3 separate regions of the Mus musculus genome follow, and regions 1 and 2 are each linked to region 3. Evidence: chromatin loops called from intact Hi-C (ENCODE). Cell type or tissue: left cerebral cortex. All regions are shown on one strand. Links, peaks and the distances in the headings refer to the core of each region. The heading gives the core; the rest is flanking DNA.

Region 1 (7,680 bases), core at 2,415-4,914, 370 kb after region 3:
GCCAACCAGAGGACATGTTAAAAGCCAAGAAAAAAGAAAAGGGGTGGGTGAAAAAGTTTCTCTACCAGAGAACAGCATGGCTCACAGTCAGAATCCTTTCTGGCAGTTTCCAGTACATTTCACATGCATGTTGCCTGTGAGACTTCTTTGTAAGGACTCATTGGCCTGTCTTGTCCTGTTTAGTGAACACTGCTGCCAGTGAATGCGTGGGGAACACGCATGGGTTACAGGGCTCTCTGCTTCCAGAGATTGGCTCCTTTCTTAGCCTTGGTACAGACGCTCTGTCACCTGAGTACACCTTAGTACAGGTGCTCTGTCCAGTCTCTGGGAGCCCACTCTATTCTTTTCATGCCTTAATTGTCCCACGAACACATTAAGTGAATCTGAACTGTAATTTCATCCTTTTTGGGGGGCGGGGGGTTGAGACAGGGTTTCTCTGTGTAGCCCTGGCTGTCCTGGAACTCAATCTGTAGACCAGGCTGGCCTCGAACTCAGAAATCCGCCTGCCTCTGCCTCCCAAGTGCTGGGATTAAAGGCGTGTGCCACCACCACCCAGAAATTTCATCCTTCTTATAAAGAAATATCTCTATAATTGTTTACTGGCTATAATTTTATATTTTTTAGAATTAATATAATAGTTTAATTTTTTAAAGAAATAACATATTAAGAAACTGGTCCTATCTCATAAAATGCAGTTGAATTTTGTCATGTTACTCTTCAAAAATCTAGAGAGATTGTCATCTAATTTGCTCATGTCTTATATTATTAGTTCTGTGGTTGAACCATCCTTGAATTCCAAGAATTTTGTTTTCTCTGAAACACCGGATGCTTTGGATGGTTCTGTCCTCTGTATTCCTGGCTTCCGCCACTCCTGCCAGGGCCTCCCCTCACCTGTACTCTGTCTGTCATGTCTTCCTGGAAAGCATTCCTGACCATTCCATGGAGAGTCCTTTACCTGGAGCTTAGCAGTTCCCTGATGAGTTTCTGAATCCGTTCCCTCCCTTACCAAGCTGTGAAGGCACCCTTCATCTTGAACCAAATTTAAGAATTTTAATTTGGTATAGAGAGACACATTTTTTTTTTTTGAGAATTACCAATAAGGTAGCCTACTTACACATACGTCCTATAACTTCCGTCTCCAGTCTAACTCCTCCTTTTGGTATGTTGGGGTTTTCTACAGATTTGTCGGAACTTGATCTGTGTTGAAGCTTCAGGAAACTCACCTGCAGTTCCCTTAGCTTAGCTTTTTGCTTCCTAGTCACAGCCTTAGGTTTTGCTCCTAAGTGTTCTTTTCTTCTCTATGGTGTTTACTGAGCGACAAATGAACCTTCTCTTTTTCATTTTAAAGACAGAAACATTACCTGCTTTCATTGGCTTTGTCTGGAAAGCTTGGCTTTGATACACTTTGATGTGAATTTCTGTTATTATTTTCTAAATGGTTCTTGGTTTCCCCGTTGTCCCAGTTGGGTTTTAGAAGACTTCTGGTATGATTTGGTTTGGTCTGGTTTGTTTGCTTGTTTTTGTCTTTTGAGACAGGGTTTCTCTGTGTAACAACCCTGGCTGTCCTGGAACCCTCTCTGTAGATCAGGCTGGACTTGAACTCATAGAGATCCACCTGCCTCCGCTTCCAGAGTGCTGGGATTAAAGACATGAGCCACCATGCACATGCACAGAAGAAGACTATTTTAAGACATCATCATAACTTGTAATTTTGTTGGATGTGCCCTCATCTTTTAAAGATTTATTGATTTTATTTTGTATTTATGTGTATGTGTGTATGTGTGTGTGTGTGTGTGTGCCTGTGCAAGTTTATGTGTACTGTGTGTGTGTAAGAGCCTACAAAGACCAGAGGAGGACATAGAATGTTCTGGAACTGGAGTTACAGATGATTGTGAGCCAGCATGTGGGTGCTTGGAACTGAACCTGGTTCCTCTACAACAGCAGCCTGTGCTCTTAACCACTGAGCCACCTCTCCAGTCCCTGCCTAAGGCTTTTAATATAAAGGTTTAGTCAGATATAAATCAGCAAACGATAAGATGGGTAAACCTTTTTTAAAAAATTCTAAAGAAAATATGTTCTGTTCCATTCATAGGCTTCAAACTCTTGTCTGGGGTAGCATTTTAACACGTCTCTCCAGCCGAAGGTTGTCAGTTTCTAATGAAAGTTCTGGAATCCTTTTCCTTGGGGGAGCTTTTGGGTAGGTTTTTTTTTTCTTTATGTTTTTGTGTGTCCGTGCTTGTAGAACCGTTGATTTCTTCCACTCTGTGTGATTTCTCTTGACTTACTGCCACCTTTGCTTTTTGGCATTATCACAGCTGTATATCTATTGTATTTTCTAATTTTAGGTTACATTTTAAAAAAAATATGTTCTCATGAGCTGTATACTGCTGAAATGTTTTTTAAAAGATTAGGCTGAACACTTTTGCTTTCTGATGGGTGTTCCAACAATGGTATTTTATTTGGCGTTCACAGTCTTCTCTCTCTCTCTCTCTCTCTCTCACATAAAGCTTTTTTGACTCAATTCAAGTCACCCAAGTGGCCATTTTCATAGCTTATATTTTTCTGTCTTACAACAGCTTGGAAGTATTTTTAAGGAACTGAAGGAAAGAGATTTCCTGCTACCCACTCTATAGCCATGTCACGAGAGCTGCGTGAGCTAATGAGCCAGAGGGACCTCTCAGCTTCCACACTTCACCCTGACAAACATAGCAACTGTTCTGCCTTGTTGGAGCTTGCTTCCCTTCTATGCCTGATAGTCTTTCTTCTGAAGTGCATATTCTTCTCATGCGGTTGAGCCGAGAGATTATTTGATCCTTCTGTTACGATATTGTTGCCTATATCAAATATTAAATATGCCATTCGAATGCCTTTCTGTACTCAAAATGCTACCAACCCACCTCATTTTATGATCTCCTCTGTTCCTCTACGCAACTCCTTAAAATTTAATAAATGTGGCATTTCATTAATTATACTTCATGAAGAAATTTGAAAAGGAGAAAGTTTCGACAGCTAAGCCCTTCTCTTTAATGAACGCCTCGTGCAATGTCCTTTATGTAAAGGTCACCATTAGTCTTGATTAACAGGCATGGGAAGTGTTGAAAGTTCATGTCAATTTCCTTCTAGTACTTTCTCAACGTCATGATAGAGAATTTGTCCCGAGTAAAAGATGATAGCATAACAACATAAGTTGTTCTCTTCACAATATCAGCTCCTCGAAAACACCACACTTTTAACAATAACATTAATAGCAACCCTCAATTAACTCTTATTAAGACAGCTCTATCCCTGACAGTGCACACAACATTGAGAGTTGATAACAGTAGTGAGTCCTGAGTGGGGACATGGATAGAAACCAAGACAAAGGACCTAACACTCATGAACAAGTGCTACTCTTGGTTAACGTTGGCTTTCCCAGCATCAGGGCACCCCCTACTGACTAAAGTCCAAATGAAACTGCTTGAACACCATCTCATGAATGCCCTGAAACATCACCAACTGGCTTCCCTGTGAAGGACCTCTGCCCACTGTTGACTGGGTCCTCAAGGGCTGTGTGGTGACACTTCAACCCTGTCACATGGCACTCAACACCATTCAACATCTGAAAGAACGGTTTCCCATGTTTCCCACCAAACATTCAGTCTACACCAATGAAAGGAATGAATCAAAGATGGTCAATAGAGTCCTCACCCTCTTAACCCTTCTGAGGGAGTGAGAGAGACCCTGCCACAAAATCATCCAAACTTGTTTTCTGATATTGTGAACCCTGTGTCACCTGGACAGAGTTCCCAACTATCCCCAACTTCTTTCAGCAACCTTCATATACCTTCCCGACCCCTGGGCTCTTCTTTCTCTCTAAAACCCCACAAAATACTCTTCTCCTTTGTGAGCCAACTAATGAATAGTGTTTTGAACTCCAGAGAGTGGTTGGGCTTGTTGTTTGTTTGTTTGTTTCAATTTTACCTTACTACAAATAATTCTCTGGCCTGCATGTCTTTGTTCAAATTCTGAATATTCAGTTCCAAAATTTCCCATCGATAGGAATCACCAGGACCAACAGGAACTTTTGAGACTTTTCTCAGCTCTTCACCCTCCAGAGAGATTATATCAGTCCATCCGTACTTTGAGTAAAAGTATACAGAAGTCTCCATTTCAACACACAGGCACCAGCTCTGAACAGGGTGTGCTTTGATTCGGTAAGTTCAGAAGCCCCAACCTGGTAATCTCTCTTAATTTGCATCTAATGGCTCCCCCTGAGTGGCACGCCGCTTCTCAGCATCTGTCTCTTCGGTCACAATGGTCTACTTCTTACTCGTAATTTTTCTTTTCCAAAAAACTTTAGTAGTCCTTAGTGGCTGCTGTCAATTTAAAAATAAAACAAGGCAAAATTAATTCTCTTTTGTTTGTTCATTTTTGGAAAAAAAAAAATGTTCCTCTGTGTGTACCTTTGGCTGTCATGGAACTCACTCTGTAGACTAGGCTGCCCAGAATTCCACCTACTTCTGCCTCCCGAGCACCTGGGTTATTCTTGCTTTTTCATACTTTCCCATGTTTCTCAATATATATTTGTCCTAAATATTCACTTGGGTCTTTACAGGCCTTTTGGCTTCTAGTGTTTTCTCTCTGTTTGATCTGGGTTGATTTTGTCACATCGCCTGGGGTGATCCAATGTGCCCCCTCCCCCAGGCTCTTCGCTGCCTATCCCAGCATTCCATTCACTGCCCCCCTCCTCTCCCTTTGGACCCAAAAAGCTGATGTAAACCACCTTTTTACGCCGGGCCACACGGGCCACATGGGCCACACGGGCCAGGCTGGGTTGAAAGCTGTTCGTTTCTCTCTGCCCATCATTATAATCCAGTATCACTGTGTTTTCAAAGCTGAGACAACTATTCCACGGTGCTCCATCCGTTGGGGCAGGACCTTCTCTTCGCCTTTTCAGAGCCGTTCTGGAGATCCTCTTCCATGTGGCCTTCTGAATCAGGGTCAGAATTGCTCTACCAGGTTCCTAGCACGTCCTATGGAGATTCAGTTAGGGATGATTGACAAGATGGAAATGTTCTCTTTCCGCCCAGTGGCCTGGTATACCTTCTTGTAGTCAAGTATCTTGGTACAGTCTTTTGAAAATGTTTCTGGGGCTGGAGAGATGGCTCCGTGGTTCAAGAGTACTTGCTGTTCTTGCAAAAGACCAGAGTTCTGTTCCCAGCACCCTCATTGGGAGGAACAGGGTGACAGACAGAAAGAAGAGGAGAGAGAGAGAGAGAGAGAGAGAGAGAGAGAGAGAGAGAGAGAGAGAGAGAGAGAGAGGAATAATAAATCTTTTAAAAATGAATTGCTTCTGATGTCTTTGATTTAGATCCCGAATGCCTCTTGCTAAGATTTTTTTTCCCAGAAAAATCCACACTTTGAACAGAATTTTGTATCTGATGTTTATGAGGGATCATTGCTGGTAAGAACTGAATGTGTCAAGTTTGAGGTTTTTCAATTAATTTTTAATAAAACATAAAAGATGGTGATTTGGATTTTTTTATTTAAGACAGAGTCTCACTCTGTAAATAAGGCTTGCCTCAAACTCACAGAAACCCACCTGCCTCTGCCTCCCAAGTACCAGGATTGAAAGCATGCGCCACCATGCCTGGCCATAAAAGGTATTTTATTAAGTTTTCAAAGAAAACCTGGTTACCCAAGTAATTTTAGTGGACACACAAATAATGGTATAGGCTGGTTAGTTGTGGTTAAAATGCAGACACTTGAATGCAGTCCCAGTGAAGGAACCAAGTAGCTGGTGTCAGTAACAGACATTCCGTGAGGCCCCGCCTTATTACAATCTACATTTAATATTGCTCTAGTAGTTTTGTGTTGTTGCAGCAACAAGGCACCTAGCAAAGGCAGCTTAAGGAAAAGAGACTTTATTTCACCTCACGTTCCAGTGATGGAGTCTGTCACGTCAGGGAAGGCATGGCGGCAGGAGTTGGGGTCACATCCCATCCACAGACAGGAAGCAAAGGAGCATGATGGTTGGCCCTCAACTTACTTTCTCCTTATTTATCCTCATGGGATCACAGCCCAGGAAATGGTTCTGACCACCTTTAGACACAGTCTCTCCACACCAGTTAACATAATCCAGGGGATATGACCTCTCAAGGACACGCCCAGACATTTGTTCCCATGCTGATTCTAAATTCCATCAGGTTGGTGATCAACATGAACTATCACGGATGTCATTTGAAGACAAGAAAACACGCTGCTTCCTGAATTCCCCCCTGGGAAACAAGAAACAATAAAGGAAAATGACTAAGTGTTGACTGTGGTCTTCGTCCTTCTCCATATTCCAAAGACCCTCAACACACGGGTACTAATGGCTGTTTTCCTTTAAGGTATCATTATGGAATTGTGGAGGTAGATCATTCACGAAAGTGCTTGCTTTACAAGCATGAGGTCATGAGTTCAATCCCAGAACCCACATAAAACGCCAGGGACAATAGCACATACCTATAGTTCTAACACTAACGAAGCAGGGACAGAAGCATCCTGGGGATTCCTGGCCAGTCAGCTTGATTTAGTCCGCAAGCTCCAATCCAATAAGAGACCCCGTCTCAAAGGAAGTGAGTGACACTTTTCAGAAAGACACCTAAGGTTGTCATCTGACTTTCCCACATGTGCACACGTATGAATGTACACATGCACCATCTTCATCATTGTCATCATCATTGTTATCAACATCATCAACACCATCATTGTAGTCATCATTACCTTTATCATTGTCATCACCATCATCATTGTCATCATCATCTTTATCACCATTATCATTATTGTCATTATCATCATCATTGTTATTATTGTCATTGTCATTATCATCGTTATCATTGTTGTCATCATTGCATCATTATTGTCAGCAGCAGCATCAGTGTCATATCATCATTGTCTATTGTAGTCATTATCATCACTATCACCATCATCATTAACATCATCATCATTGCCATCATCATTGTCATCATAGTAATCATTGTCATCACCATTATCACCATTATCATCATTATTGTCATCACCATTGTTGTCATCATCTTCATCATCATTATCATCATCATCATCGTTTTCATTACCATGGTCTGTTGGGAGCCCTCAGCTAGGATGTGCCGTGGCTTTTCCTCATTGTTAATGCAACAATACATTAAATGTAATAATCCATGAAAGGGGCTTTTCCAGTTGGATTTGTGTTTCATTTTGAGATCCAGCTCTTTGGAGCATGTTTTATTCTGTTATTCTCCCCAGCAGAAACAATAAAATTGTTTGTCAAATATTTCCTTGATGAAAAATGGAAGGGGAAGGAGCTGGGTATATATGCTGGTGCAACTGAGCATTGAACAAACCTTCAGCAGTATGGCCACGCCCCAGAGCTGGCTGGATACCCTCCAATTGATCATCTGGACACTTCCAATCAAGACACAAGTGGCTTACCCAGGACATATGGATCAGCATTTTTTTTTCTCTTGGACCTGAACACAACAGCAGTTCTCTGAACTAGAGGCCATTTAGGAGTAGGCACAAGCCTCCCCCAGAACCTGTTCCGTGCACCTCTGGACCCCTGCAGCTCAAAGCTCTGGTCTCCTTAGACACCCTCTTGGACCCAAGGGAGCTGGTGAGGCTGCTGGTCAGATCTGCATACCTGCTGGTCCTCTGCCTGTA
Region 2 (7,680 bases), core at 2,415-4,914, 390 kb after region 3:
CACACATGTACACACACAGAGATTTTTAAAAGTTAGGATTAAAGATAACAGGTAAATGTTAAAGGGGAGGGGAGGAAGTCCAACCCTTCATGGCATTGCCCGATGGGTCAGGTGAGATCACATGAGAGTCTGAAGAATGGGATGAGGAGGGTACCAGGCTGTCCCAAAGTGAGTGACAATTTAAGAGCATGCGGCAGGCCATCAGTGGGCCTTGCTTCCTTTTAAGGGTTATATATTCAGCCCATGCTGGAATGGACACGGGCTTTCTATTGAAGCACACTAGTAATGCAAGTAGCTAGTTTTAAGTTGCTTCCTACTGGTCTCTCCATACAGGTACATTAGTGTGAGAGGAGGGCACACACATGCAGTTTCCTGAGGACACTCTGCTTGGAAATTCAATCAGTCCCACAGGCTAAGTACCTAGTCCCTCAAGACTGCCCCTACCTCTGCCATCTTTGGACATCTGATCTCAATTCTGCCTGGTCACCCGCATTCCTGAGTGACCAGCTATAAACTATCTCTCTGTCTACACCCTCCTTTTTTATGACTTGCTAGGATGTCTCAAAAGGCCCCAGGGAAAACCCTTTGTTTTATCATTATAATAGAGGATGGTGAAAGATGGTCAGATGGAGATGGGGCGGGGTTCACAAGGGTCCAGTACACAGGAGCTTCTGTCCCCATGGAGTAGGTACAATGCCATCGGATCCCCTTGTCCATGATGCTTTGCAGAGCTCAAGCTCCAGCTATGGCCACCCTGGGAGGAACAGAGATGAAGGTTCTAGCCCTCTAATCGGTCTTTCCCAGGTCTGGCTCCATCCCGAGGCTAGTATGATCCTATTTATATCATATTACCATCCTCACTGTGAGTCAGGAAATCACAAGAGCTCAGGAGTTCTGCAACAGAAACCAGGGACAAGTACCAAATACATATATTATTACGGTAGTGGCTTCTTATTCTCTGGGATGTGATTCAAGGCCCACGGTGGATTCCTAGAACCATAGATAAGAAGTGTACACAGCACAGCCCCCCTGGATGGTTTACATCAGTGGGTGTTGTACACAGCACAGACACTCTGCAGGGTGTGTCCAGAACGACAGGGGAGACTGAGCTGCAACAAGACTTCATCACACCACTCGGAATAGTATACAACATTAATCTCATGAATTATTGACTTCTACAGTTTTTCATTTAATATCTACAGTAGACCATGGATGGTTGAAGAATTATGGAAAACAAACCTACAGATAAAGGTGGATTATTGTATACCACACTGATCCAAAAAATTTAAGTAACTTTAAGATAAATTTAAATTTTATCAGATGAAATAATGATGCAAAGTATGACAAGTGGAGGGCGATTGAGCGAAGCTTCGAAATCAACGGATCAGAGGCCCAGTCAGAGTCAGAGCCAGAAGCAGGGCTTGTCATTGAGGCCCATTCACACCAGCTCCTCCTCACAGTCCATGGTCTCCCCGACATAGAGCCTTCTCTTTGGGTATCTTGTGGTTTTCTCTTGACTTGTCGTTTGTCCCCCACCAGTTGTGAAGTTCCTGGCAGGCGGGAGTCACAGGTGCCATCCCTGGGGCAGACTCAGGAGATCCAGTCACCGTATTCCAAATCAAGTCAATGTCCTAATGACTTCTCTCTCAATAAAAGGAACCATTACTAACATGACTCTTAAGGGTCTAAACACCTTGTTTTGCATCCTCAGTGAGCCTCTTAGTGTGTCCCTAGGAGGCAGTGATAGAAGGAAGACCTTGTTTTCCAAACCCCAAAGAGTTATTAGCATTTTTTAGTACAGGGAGACACAGAAAAGACCATCGGACCCCAGACATCCACCCACCTAACGATCCATCCCCATCACTCCAGATGAAGGAAGCAAAATCAGTAGACTGGTACAGTCATGTTTTGGAGAGCAATGGAAAAGAAGTAAGTTTTCTGGTATGACTTTGACAAAGAAAAAATCTTGAACTGGGGGCAAAGAAAGAAAAGAGAAAAGAGGAAGAGGAGGAGGAGGAGGAGGAGGAGGCAGAGGAGGCTGGCCAGCTAGCTGGTGAACAGCTTCATGAAGCTCTAGGGCAGCAGGGACTGACTGTTCTGTAGTGACTGCACTAGAGCCAGTAATACACAGCACTAACTTCACATCTTAACAAAGGCTGGGGCCCTCTCAGCAGCCCTTAAAACATTATCTCCCCAAGAAATCACTCAAAGTACTGAATATATATATATATAATCCCCCAGGTAAAACAAATTACACTTAGCAGCTACCAACCATATTATTTCCTTCCTGTCTAATATAATTTTTCTATCTTTTAAAATATAAACTGCTTTGGCTATTTTAAAAAAAAAAATGATCCACCCTCCTAAATTAACCTGGCTTTATTTGTTTTTAACAATTGAACAAACTAGGGACAAAGGGTAATTCTAAGTAGCTCTTTAAGTACCGAGATGCAAAGATTTTCCTCCAACTGTCATTTCAAAAGGCAAATTGTTCTGTCGGGAGGCACAGGATGCGGGGAACAGGGTGCGCAGAGGTGGGAAGCTACACCTGAAACCCAAGCCAAGCAGTTCGTCCATCTTACCCGGCACATCTCTGAATAGAACCACATGCCATCCGCTCCTGCCCCCTCACTTCTTAGTCATTCTCTCACGAATGTCATCTGTAATTATTAGGTACAGGGAGGAAATCACTGAACAAGCCTAGCAAGAGCCTCACCCTCACGTGCCTACAGACTAGAAGTCAAGCAGATAAACTAAATGGCCTAATTAATTCATTCCTCAAATAACTATTTCATTTTCAATAACCTTTAAACCCCTGCTATCCAGAGGTGCTGAGTGCCATGATGGAGACAGGCCAGGGCTGGCTTTCTGGGGGATGACTTACAATGGGAGCTAACAGATAAACAAGATGACTCCAGAGTGGTAATTGCTGAGGAATATGTAACAGGAAGTTGTGGAGGCACAGGAGGGCGTGGGCATCACTGAGAAATGGTGATGGAGATGACCTATGACCGTAGAGCAATTGGTCCAGCCCTGTCTGGGTGGCCTGTTCCACCAAGGGTAACCAACCCTGGGCTGGCAAGGGCACGGGTGCTGATTGAAACCACCCCTGTCCCGCCACCCCACTGCTTAGATTGAAGAGGTGGGACTAACTCTCTAAGACCACACCACAAAACCGTACTCTGGCAAACGCCGCCAGGCTCAGCCACATCCAATGAGAACTTTAGACACATATCAGCAACCCGCCAAACCAGCCAAAAAGTCCCGCCGCCAAGGCCCGCGCATGCGTAGTGCGGCGCCGGCCGGCCGCCTCACTTTTCGGCTCTGCGCCGGCGCACTGAGCCTTCACGAAGGAGGGACTTGATTGCGCCGAGCATGGGGGGCGGGGCTTGGTTGCTCTGAGCCAAGAAGACTGGGCAGGACTGCGCCGCGGGGCGGAGCCAAACCCGGCTTGGCTAGGCCGCGGGATGGCACTTCCGGGCGTCCTAGCGCCTGGCTCGACGGCGCCTGCGCGCTGCGAGGCCGGCCGGCCGGGACGGGGCGGGGCCGGCGAACTTCTGTGCCTCACTGTCCCCGGACACTGAGGGACACCGGGCAGGCAGCTGGCACCATGAAGATCTGGACTTCGGAGCACGTCTTTGAGTGAGTGTGGGTGCGGCGCCCGCCTCCGGCGCCCTCGGGGAACTTCCTGGCGTCGGGTGTAGCGAGACAAGCGGAGCTCGGGACTCGGGGGGATCGCCAAGGTCACGACCCCGACCCGAGCTAGGGCTCCCTGTCCCCAGGCCTGGGAATTCCTCCCACACCGTCGCCACTGACGGAAGACAAGAGCGGGCCGTCGAGCCTGATCCGGAAGTGACTCCAGGGGTCACAGAGCACGAGGCCCGAGGGCTTCACAGGGTTTTGGGGTGTCCTGAGCGCCGACGTATCCAGGGTATCCTGGAGTTTCCTGACTGATACCTGACAGACTCACCGGGACCTGACTGAACCCCGACGGCTTGTGGTGGCTGGAGTGCCCTGACTGATACCTGACAGACTCACGGTGTCGTGGCTGAACCCCAGTGATGGCATGATGGCCTGAGTGACCTGGGTTGTTCTGACTGAAATCCCCCATGTTATAGCGCCCCTCACCCCCACGGACATCTAGAAAGCTGGCCACCCACGTGGAGTGTCTTCCTGTTGGTCTCAGCTCATGCTACCATGATGCCAAACATTGATGACAGTCAATCTGGAGAGCAGATCTCTTGATTTCTTGATCAAGATCTCTTGATCTAGAGACCAGGGCCTGCTCTTGCAGATAATTTGTCACCTCTGTTTCCTATTCCTCTCAGCCATGACAGCTGACTGATAGCCAGTGTCTGCTATCACATCCAGTCACAGCTTTATGGTTCTCTGAACTTATAGTGGGAAACAGGATCAGAGTCAGTGGGGTGTTGGGAATTATACCACCCAGGTTCATGGTGCCACACACAAGAACAACAGAGCTTTCTACCTAAATAACTGGTTTACGCCTTGTTCCAGCCCTCCTTTCTGACTGATTTATTGTGCTCTATTCTACAATGTCATCTTGTCATAGTTATTGTTGACTTACATCCGAAACCACTTCCAGATGATCTGAGCTCCTTCACTCACTTGGCCAATGTTGCCACACTGTTTTAATAGTATAGCTTTATGGTGCCTTTTAATCTACAAATGCCAATCCTGATTACTGAGGGTAATTGTAAAAGAAGTTTTACATAGTAGATCATATCTGAGTACCTGCTGTGTCCCAGAAAGGACAAACTACTAGAACTAGAAGGGACTCTCAACGTTTGTACCACTTCTGGGACTGAGGGGCTGTGGTCCTTAGGATGCTGTCTGTTTCAGAACAAGGGGTTCTGGACCCCAGTCCTCTTCTACATCTGAATGCTTTGCTTCAGAGCTGTTGGCCCAAAGTGTCATCCTTAGAACTTAGAACTTGTTCCTCCCTTACGGTTCTCTACATCTATACTCTTTCCTCGGCTTGCCTCCCCCCTCACCCCCCCTACCCCAACCCTTGGATCCATCCCTTCCCTTTCCTAACGGCATGTGTTCAATGAAAGTCGGTCGTTGGTGATCCTAGTCTATTTTTGCCACAGACCTCTGGAGTAGATGAAAGCTGAAGGACCTGTCTTCTAGAAGATAGATACACAACTGCTCCCTGGGAGGAGCCCAGCAGTGCCTTGTATCCAGACCGGTTGGGCCACCCAAAGTCCCAGCCTACATGCACTTTGGCACCAGGATCTGTATGTCAGCCAGGATGGTGCTGCATGCCTGTAACCCTAACAGTTTGGGAGCCTGAGACAGGAGAATTCCCATGAATATCAGGCTAGCCTGAACATCCGGGTACACAGTGTGTGCTGGGCAGCCAGGACAGCATAGCAAGGCCACATCTCAAAACAGTAACAGAGACAGAAGCGCACTGAACTTCCCACTTCGCCTCCTGAATTGCAGTCTTGATGTCTTGCTTCCTTTTTCAGGGTTCCATCTTGAGAACATTGCTCTCTCAAGCAGGACTCTAGGTCATTCCTCATCCAACCTAGCTTGGATTTTTTTGGGCACTGTCTTCTTGAGAAGCCCTGATTAACCAGTCACTACCAAAGCTGCTTGGTATGTTTTTAGTCTCACTCCACCGATTTCCATACTGTCTGTGTCCTTGCTTTCTGAAGATGGATTTCAAACTCTACATATTGTATAAGTGAGCCTTAATTTGTTTTTAATCTCAAGCCCTATTCCACAGTCAACAAAGGTCTGTAAGTAGAAGCTTCATAAATCTAAACAGTCCCCAAATGGCAGTGATATAGGCCAAGGCCTCTTCTTGTCACTATGGCAACTATCTAAAATGAAAATCAGAGGAGGCCCTTCTTGGTCCCTCATCCAATCAGGAAGCATGGTTAGCTACCGACCATGCACTTATCTCCTCCCCCATTCTGAAAATTAATAAACATCCTGGGGCCACCGTGCCTTATTGTGGTTTTTCCATATCTCTTCTCTTCAGGCCAATAGGGAAACATCACTGTTGACCTAGCTCAAGCTTCACCAAGGGCAGATACATGATAGCTCGTGTCCCCGCAGTTAGGTTTATCTGCATTAACATAGCATCACTATGTGAAGAAGACCCTGGCCACAGCTGACTGGCCTGTCCAATCTCACTCCTGTAATGGGAACACTGGTAACTGACAGAAGTGGAAGCAGTTATCTTGGACAGGGCAGTGCCTAGGACAAACTGTACAATCAGTTGATGGGGGGGGGGGGGGGTCTCAAAACTTACTGCACACCTGAGCACCAATCATGTGTCGTGCCTCCGAAGTCCCCGAAAAATCCAAGCTGGGTTGGATGAAGAATCACAGTTTGCTCCCGGAGGCAGGTGATCATGCTAAAGGAGGTCATCAGGGCCTCCACCTTTCCTATTGCGCGGCCTTTGCAGAGCAGAAGCCAGACATGGAAAAAACAGCGGGGAATGACCAAGGGAGCTCATGTTATTTACCATATTGATAAGGAAGATGCTAATTGTGAATTGGTGGTGGGACCTTCCTAGTTCTTATCACGGGTCCTGAACTTCTTATAGCTATACAATTGTGGTCAGATGCAGGAATGAATGGTAGGCTGGCATTTTCCCACTTGTTTCTATGAACATCATTTCTTTAATGCATGTTCATGGGCTGTTTTTTCTTCCCTCCTGTGGAAGTGGATAGTGGTAAAGATTGAGAAAGGACTATCATGATGGCTAGCCTCTGTAAAGTGCTTTGCTTCAGAGATATCAGATGTGTCAAACAGTCTGTGTTCTGGAAAACACTGAAGTCTGTTCACATTTAAAATCGTCATCACTCAGCATCTTCAAAAGTTACTTCCCCACAAAAACCTATTGCCATCATGAGGCCTGACTCGCTGTGGTAGAAGAATGGTTTACCTCATCCGCAGTTTTACACATTCAGTTTCTGGTTTGTCTGCAGCCATCCATGGGAAACAGTCACTACGGCTGCAATGCAGAAATATCCAAACCCCATGAACCCGAGTGTGGTTGGCGTCGACGTGCTGGACAGACATGTCGATCCCTCTGGAAAGTTGCACAGCCACAGACTGCTCAGCACAGAGTGGGGCCTGCCTTCCATTGTGAAGTCTGTAAGTGTGCTAGCGTGTTCTACCATGCTTCCATTCGAATGCTAGGTGTGGTTTTTGCATGGGTTGGAATTGCATTCTAAAAAAGGATTTCGGAGCGTGAGATGAATCGGAAGTACTGTTCATTCATGGCTGCAGGAAGCTGGCCCTGGAGCAGGAGTCACATCTTACCCTGCTTTTGCCGCAGCCTGAGGCCTGTGATGAGATTCACAATGGTGGGGTCCTGGCTATTGGGTGACAGTGGGCTCTTGTCGGTTGTTTCCATTAAATGACAAGAATTCTGTTTGCAGTGCTTTTTTCACATTTAGGCCATGGTGTCTACGTTTAGAAGTAGTTCTGTTTCTATGACAAATGACCAAGCTTTAGTTAGCTGATAGAGACAGTGAGAAATTAGAGTGCCAGTCAGTGATGATACAACTGATGTGTGCTTAAATCCAGGTTTCTGCATTGTCTCTTTAGAGAAGGTTGCTCAATTCAGGATAGGGAGGAGGGTGAGCCTCTGGGACACTCCCAGGGAGGAGCACTGGCTACGGATATACTCCCCCT
Region 3 (7,680 bases), core at 3,446-5,945:
AGCACCACAGCAACGAGCTTTCTGGAACTGGTCTCGGTGTGTCTGGGGTTGTCTCACCACAAGATAACAAGAAAGGTAGCTAATTCAATGCCTAAGAATGTGGATCCCATCCAGTAAGGCCTCACGATAGAGTTCCTGACCCAAGACACAGCAAGGGAGCAGTCCTAGGTTTCCCCAGAGCCTGCTTCTTTCTTCCTCTCTTTGAATGTCTTTATTGGAAGCTCAGGGAAGCAGAATTCTTCTACTCCATGATCTTTTCAGTTTCCTCCCTACATCTATCCATGACACTCATCTCTGATTACCCATAATTCTCCATAATCCTGGGAACATCTTTGACCATGATGGAAGCTCAACAGTCAAACTCAAGCCACCTTCAGGAACCCCAGGAGTTCCTAGGGCTGCGTCACTCAAACCCAAAGCCAGTGAAAGCAAGAGAATGAACCCTGGGGACAATGTGAGCAAGACTTGGCAGTAACAGTCCTCCTATGGGCCTTAGACATGGCTTGTTGGTAACAGTTGATAAAAGTCTCCCCATGGGCCTTAGACTTGGGTTGGTGGTAACAGTCCTGCCATGGGCCTTAAACATGACACTGCCACTTCTTGGCCTCTGAATACCCTGCAGTGATTGGTGGAGATCCACTAGTTTTCAAAACTTCCAGCTAAAGGGGCAATCCCAATCTTGTATAGCTTTTATCCTTTAAATATTTAATTAAGTGTCTATCTGGGGATATATGGCCAATCACTGAAATATGACCACGGCTATAAAATTCTCCTAACAATATACTGCTGGATTAATTTGAAGAAGTTATACACACAATCACTTCATGTAGTGGAGTGAAGGAGCCCAGGGAAACCAGCATGTGAAATTCAAGATAGTGGGATCAAAATAGTGATGGTCTCCTGGGTAGGAAACAAAGACACTTTACTGTATTCATACAGCAAGTGAAGTGTTGGTAAAATTCTGGCCTTTGGCATCCCAAATAAGTTAGGCTCAGGCACAGTCCCAACATGTCAAAGAGTAATAGTTAAAGGTCAAGGAGAAAATGGGCTGGGAAGAGAAGCAAAGAGATGGCTCCAGTGAGCCCCTCAACCTGCCCTTGGGGCCAAACACTTTAGTTTAAATAGAGGATTGAAACAGGGGACAGGAGGTATACACGGTTCTTCAGTCTTGGTCTTAGTGTGGTCCTGCCCATTATTGCCTCCATTCTGGTCTACAAGGTAGTTGACATGCCAACAAGCTGTTACCATGTTAGTCTCTAGTATTCCCCTTGTGCCTGCAAGGTAAATATTGGGCAGAGTGAAGTTTCTCTCTGATAGGTAAATGCTCTCATCTTGGTGGTACACAGAGTCTACTGTATCTGGAGTTCTAGGTAACTTCAGTTAGTAGAATACGTTATTTCCGGGTACGAATTTGGCCTCCCAGGGAGATGAGTTAGACATTCCTTGAGTGATCTAACATGCCTGTCAAGGGTCAGAATCTGACTCACAGATTTGTAGGAAAAGTGGCTTCCGGATGCCTGCACCCCCCAGAAACTGGCCAGCAGAGACTTCTGTCACACACAAGAGGTGTTTCCTAGGACTGTGAGTCCTGCTTCATGAAGACATCTAGCCAAGGTTCTCCAGGGAGTCACCGCTCCTCAAAGTCAATCCTAGCTTTGCCCCTCACAGAACTGGGTTTGGGTTCTAGAAACAAGAGAGAATGGAGGTAAGGGCCATGTAATAAGTTGGCAAATAATGTTGTTCCTTTGGTGGCCTTGATGGTGTCTCTTGGCTTTATCCCCCATCCCAACACCTCTGATGTGATGGTTAAAGCATTAATCACTAATAAGAGTAAGTAATAAGAAACACCTAGGACATTAGTGACACACATATTTGGTTGTGCCCATCAGTGCTTTTCTAAAGAGGAGCAGAGACCTGTCCTGAACAATGGCAGCCTTACCTGCTGGGCTAGGGTACTAAGCCAAATAAAAAGGAAGGTGGGGTGGACTTCCCCCTTCTCAGCTTCCTGACCCTCAGAGATGTTTGCAGGCAGTATCTCTTGCCCACTGCCATAAAGCTGTGTGGTGCTGTGACTACCCCTTCACACTGTGAGCTGCCACCAGTCTTTCTTCCCTTAATGTGTATCTCAGCACATATCTAACCACAACAATGAGAACAGACTATACTTGACTTCATACAGTCTTTCTAACAGATGACCTTGAAAGCTCAGATACTGCAAGCTTCAGAAAGACATGGCAGGGGAGCAGAGCTCGAGATAATCTTTCTGAGTGAAAGAGATGAGTCTGAAAAAGAGACAGGCGACAGGATTCTGTCTACAAACCATGCTAGAAAATTTAAAGTTAAGGAGAGGGTTCAAAGGGCAGCAGGAAGGATGGGAAGTACCCAGGTGGAGCACTGAGGAGCACAGAGACTCTCTTCTGTGGGGATACATGGCATCACACACATGCTAAAACTCATTCGATATGTAACACCAAGAGCCAGCCCTATTGGTGACAATGGGCTTTAGCTACAGCAATGCCCCCATGTCGGCCATCATCCACAACAAAGACTTTGCAAATGCAGAATGTCAGCCCAAGGAAAATGAAGAGGGTGCGTGTGGAAAGACACTACACACCACCCAACATTTCTCTACTGTAAAACTGCTCTTAGAAAAACCCAAGTCATGCCAGGCCTGGTGGTGTGGCACTGGCCTGTGACCCCAGTGAGTTGGAAGACTGAGGCAGAAGGATTGCAAGTTATTTGGGCCACAGAGCAAATTCATAGCCAGCTTGGGCAATTTAATGAGTACATAAACAGTAGTAAGACTGGGATGCGGCTCAGTGTTAGAGCTTTGGCCTAGCATGCAAGTTGAAACTCCAGTAGTCAAAGTACTACAGCAACAGAAATCCAATCAAGTCTCGGAGAAGAGGCTAAGAGGCCAGCAGCTCGCCTCTGTATCTCTGCTCCCTTCCCGGAGGCTCTTGTCTGCCTTTCCACAGTCAATTATGTCATCCAATGAAACCTTCCTCGCTACCCAGGCCCCGAGTTCTCCTTGACCCATGCCCTCCCTCCTTGGTCATACTCTTTCCTGGTTTGAGGCTTCATCTGTGAGTGAACTTCCTTAGTTCACTGTTTCATTTGATCTAGTGATAAACCCAGGTCACAGCTCAGCAAGACTAACTATGTAGGCTTCTTCCCAGGCATACAGGGCTCTTCACAATGTGACCCAGTGCCCTCGCTCACTGACTGCTGGGGCCTGCCCTTTCCTGGAGTGCATAACCAGGCTCACTCACCCCAGTGGCTCTCAGAGAAGGCCCCGACGACTTCCTGTGCTACACTCTGGCACTCAGCATGGCATAGTCAGTCCTGGTGACAGACAGTGGCAGCTTGGCAGCTTCTTACAGAACACCGAACAGGTAACAGAGAGCCTGGGACAGAAGTAAGGCTGTATCCCCAGCCCTACGACATGCCTCTTCCAGTCAGCCATGCTTCCTGACTGGAAAGGTTCCACAGCCTCTCCAAAGAGCACCACCAGCTGGAAACCAAGAGTTCAAACACATAGGCCACAGGCTTGTGAAGGCATTCTGTGTACTCACCTGGTAGTCATCTCAGGGTGTCAGCTTGAGCCCCGTCCCCACCCCCAGTACCTGGATGAAAAGAGAAGACAGAATCTCCAGTCATTGCCATTCAGCGTCTGAGCCTATAGGGTGGCCACAACAACCCTATCCAGAAGGGCCACTTGTGTACTACTGCTGGGGACTTCAAAAGTCACGATAAACACCTCTAAAGGTTAGCATGATTTCCACCCTTCCTGCCTCAACACTAGAGTCTCCACAACTGGAGCCTTCACCCTTTATTATCCTCATCTCCCCTTCTAAGGTGGTCATGAGGCTCCTCTGTACCTGTACAATAGCCACGTCCTGTTCTAAGGTGGGTTTGAATACTCAACTTAAGCACTTGCTTTAGGTCTGGGGAGATAGGTCATGGCTCAGTCAATAAAGTTTCTGCCACATGAGCATGAAGATCCTGCACTCACATAAGAAAAGGTAGCTACAGTGATGTGCACCTGGGATCCCAGTGAGGAGGTGGGCATAGGAGCGCCCCTGGGGCTTGATGGCCAGCCAGCCAAGCTGAGCTCCAGGATCAGTGAGAGAATGTCTAAAAAATAAGGTGAACAATGAAGAAAGACACCTGAGATATTGACTTCTGATCTCCAAAGGCTCTGTTGTGCACATACCGCCCCCCCCCATTCCTATCCCCCTGCCCGTCCCCATCCTTCCTTTCTGGTGATCCATTGATAGGACTTTTCAAAACAATACTAACATTTATGTGTAGCCTTTATTTAAAAAGGCTTTATTCTACAAATCATAAACTCTGAGAATAAGGAATTAATCATGCGTTGGAAAAGTCAGGATGGACTCGGGGTGGGTGGAGTCCAAGCCCAAATCTTAAAGCTGTGAACTCTATGACAAGGCCTTGACAGGTGTGACAAGGTCTAAGACTTATTATTAGAGCGGCAGCAATTGCAGGACTCTGATTTATACAGGCTGCACCCACCAGTGCCTTTGAAAATGGAGGGTGGTGCCCTGGGCCTAGGGTGCAAGCTAGGAAAGGCTGGGGAAAAAAAAAAAGCAAAGGCAAACATTTTTTCCTGAGGCCTCCAGGGGGCGCTCTCTTGTAGACAGTTGGCTCCTAGGAACTGCGACCTCTGCAAAGGGGATGGCGTTGGCAGTAAAATAACAAATTTGTGATGGTTCAAGCCCTTCCATCTCTAGTTCTCCAAACTGTGCCACGAAGAGACCAATACCTGTGTCTATTTGCGAGAATTCGTTGGTATACACTCCCAGTCTCTGGGTCTGGTTTTTTTGGTCCATGCCCAACACCACTGGCTGTTCAAGGGTTTTTAGTGGGGCTCTGTGAATACAGCGGGGTGTTCAGGGCATCTTGGACCCATAGTGAGCAGAAGTCAGGCTTGTGGCGACCCTCAGAAGTATCTTTAGCTTCTGCTCCATGTTTCCCAGAGGTACCTACTGCCATGTAAATGCTGTAGTCCAGAACAAAACATTAATAACTCTGAATTAATAAACAGTTCTTTCTGTGTTACTTAACTGTGGAACACATGCCCAGAGAAGCACCCAGAAACACTGTCTCCCTATAGGAGGTGAGAGTGGGTGCTTTTCTTAAGGGAGGACTGGTTTCAGGAGTGGGCTCCCTGGCTGCCTCAGGGCTGCGGGTGATGGAGGGTGAAGTCTCCCCCCACCCCGCCTCCCCCTCGCCCCTCCAGCCAGGGTCCCTTCCTCCCATATTAAATGGAAACATGTGTCAGAGGCAGAACGCACATAGGGGCTGCTGAAACCCGAGCCCTTTGAGTAAGGCTCAGCAAGGCAGGTCTGGGGGTGAGAGCTCTTGTGAGCCTTTGAAAGTTCCCAGGCAGAGGCTGCAGAAAGGGTTCAGGGTGGTTGATTAGCTGGAAGGAAAACAGAGGTGAGGAGAGACAGCTTTGGTAAACAATGCATCTCCCCCTGGCCCCCTTACCCTCAAATCCTGGACTAATTTTCAGGAAACCTACCTCCCTAATTACCTAATTGTTGCTAAGTGACATTTGGAGAGCTCAAAGAAGCCAGGCCAGGGGTGCAGGGGGCCCCCACCCCCAAGGGAGGCCCCAGGGCGGTGGGAGGAAAAACTATAGCTCAGCTCAGGCGCCAGCTCCTGGCCCTGCAAAGCTTTCCCACTCGATGGGGGTCAGCTGGGTCTCTCGGGAATTCAGAGGGGAGCAGATGCCAAGCGCTGGAAACCAGGAGATGAGAAAACTGCAGGCTGGGAGCGATTGCCTTGGAAACCGGGACTGGAAGGTTCTGGAACATTCGAATCCTTTCAGCGCAGCATCTCTAGATGGCACTAGAGCGCTTTCACAAGCTGCCTGCTGCAGACACTTTAATGGAAAAGGCTAGATTCTTTATTTTTTACTGCGCAACAAACTGCCCTTTTTTTTTTTTTCAATGTTCTGGGCTTGTTTTTCACAGTGATGAAAAAAAATAAAAGACCGGATGAGGCCTATTACCTTGCCTGAGTGGAGATCACAGTTCTCTCTCTGCTTAGACATGGGGGGAAGAGGGGGGCGCTCTGTTTACCCTTCCGAGACAGAAAAAGCCCCCAGAAAAACAAAAAACCCAGATTTTTTTTATCTGCCTCTCCAGCCATGAGCCCTGCTTTACAAATGAAGTGCTGTAGCCCCCTTACATGGGATTCATGGATGAAGAACTCCAAGTTGGGGTTGGGGGGCAGGTGTCACACCACAGCATCTAGCCACCGAGGCCATTTTGTTCTCCTTCCAGGCTGATAATAAACCAGTACAACAGGCCAGCTGTTGGGAAGGCTTCCTGCAGGATAGTCAACAGACAATGTTCACATCAGAGAGGCTCTCTCCTGACAGAAGCCCAGTGTGACCTTGGTAGTCTTTGACTCTGCATTTGAGCAACAGGCTGAGGTACTGCGGAGGTGCCCTCCTGAGTTCTGGGGTTTCTCCTGTGCATCTTGAAGGTGACCCTTGACATGGCAGCAACAGATGAGGCAGCATCTGGAGTCAGTCTGCCAAGTCTCATCGGGAGAGGAACAAAGAAGAAACTGGCTCCATCAGAACGTCTAGGAGCTGACGATGTTGGGTTATTAAATGTTAAATAAATATATATATATATGGAAATTCAGATGTTGATCTTTTGTGCCCCACAAAGGTGACGTTTGTCAGGCTAAAAGCCTTTCATGAGTTTGCCACAAATTCCCTTGACATCAATGCCAAAGGGGGGGGGGTGTTGTCCCCTGGCCGTGGATTTTAAATGTTTGCTCAAACCATTTGCTTCAGAGAACCAAGAAAATCCAGCCTGAACTGGTTAGCTGCACGGAAAGACTTTCTTCCTCTGAGGGTCTGAGTCGGCCACTCCAGGGCTGCCTCTGGTCCTGTAGATAGCCCATGGTTGCTAAGATGAGCACACTCCAGACAGGACCCAGCAGCCCTCTGTGTCAGAGTTCAACCGGGCCTGTTTCTCTTCAGATGTGTTTCTGAGCACGTCACCATACCTCTCCCCAGTCTGTAAAATGGGCTGATGATGTTCACTGTTGCCTCAAAGACCCTTAACCTCTCTCTGCTAAGGGTGACAATTAAAAATGTCTCTGTCACCGTAGCCTGCCTGACTTACCGGAAAGTGACTCCTGGAGTACTGTGAAGGGTCCGAGTACTGGGAAGTGTTTCTGAGGAGCTAGCTTTAATGAGATGCCCTTAGGGTATGTGGGAGGGGGGGGGTAGCTCAGCTGGTAGTGTGCACTCCAAAGAGCAGGGGAATTAAACTGGATTCCCAGTGATGGTGGAATAGCCAGACACAGTGATAAATTCTTGTAATTCCAGTGCTGGGTGGTGGAGACAGGAGGATTGCTGGGGCTCACTGATGAGCTAGCCTAGGCTCACTGATGAGCTAGCCTAGGGTGAGGGTTAGGGTCAGTCCCAGTACCCGAGGGGCAGAAATCAGCAGACTGTTGTGAGTTTGATGCTACTTTGGTCCATGTTGCAAGTTTCAGATCAGCTAGGGCTACACGGTCAGGCTGTCTGGTTGTGTGTTTGTCTGCCTTCCTGCTTTTCTCTTTCTCTCTCTCTCTCTCTTTTTTTTAATCTTTTTCTCTCGCACACAGAAAACACATACAACAACAAAC

The links. Peaks named below come from ENCODE experiments on the same cell type or tissue, not always from the same donor. Only the 100,000 strongest peaks of a DNase experiment are listed, where the experiment ranks them.
Region 1: it touches region 3 in a loop (5-fold over the local background); 13 of 42 quality-filtered maps call a loop at or near these places.
Region 2: a loop joins it to region 3, with 2.5 times the contacts of the local background. A loop is called at or near these places in 15 of 42 quality-filtered maps.

What each region holds. Positions count from the first base shown.
Region 1 is chr2:174,488,819-174,496,498 of GRCm38, reverse strand. No RefSeq gene overlaps it. Among named protein-coding and RNA genes, the nearest start is that of Gm52540, 15 kb to the right of the region's middle. In left cerebral cortex, for the core only: a CTCF peak has its summit at 3,436 (motif pointing left); a DNase peak (open chromatin) is centred at 3,425.
Region 2 is chr2:174,468,794-174,476,473 of GRCm38, reverse strand. Prelid3b (PRELI domain containing 3B) reads left to right here and starts at 3,533. Exons shown (of 6, transcript NM_025531.2): 1 at 3,533-3,642; 2 at 6,969-7,137. The coding sequence starts at 3,611. It overlaps Gm38546 (a long non-coding RNA gene), which reads right to left and starts at 3,463. Exons shown (of 2, transcript XR_867090.2): 1 at 2,885-3,463; 2 at 2,365-2,660. It overlaps Gm52540 (a long non-coding RNA gene), which reads left to right. Exons shown (of 3, transcript XR_003953978.1): 3 at 334-428. In left cerebral cortex, for the core only: a CTCF peak has its summit at 3,443; DNase peaks (open chromatin) are centred at 3,389 and 3,919; H3K4me3 peaks cover 1,328 bases; H3K27ac peaks cover 452 bases.
Region 3 is chr2:174,856,791-174,864,470 of GRCm38, reverse strand. It overlaps Gm14616 (predicted gene 14616), which reads right to left. Exons shown (of 4, transcript NR_166457.1): 2 at 3,576-3,626. Among named protein-coding and RNA genes, the nearest start is that of Gm14616, 4.7 kb to the right of the region's middle. RefSeq lists an enhancer at 3,891-7,680. In left cerebral cortex, for the core only: CTCF peaks have their summits at 4,642 (motif pointing right) and 5,868; DNase peaks (open chromatin) are centred at 4,689, 4,920 and 5,839; H3K27ac peaks cover 685 bases.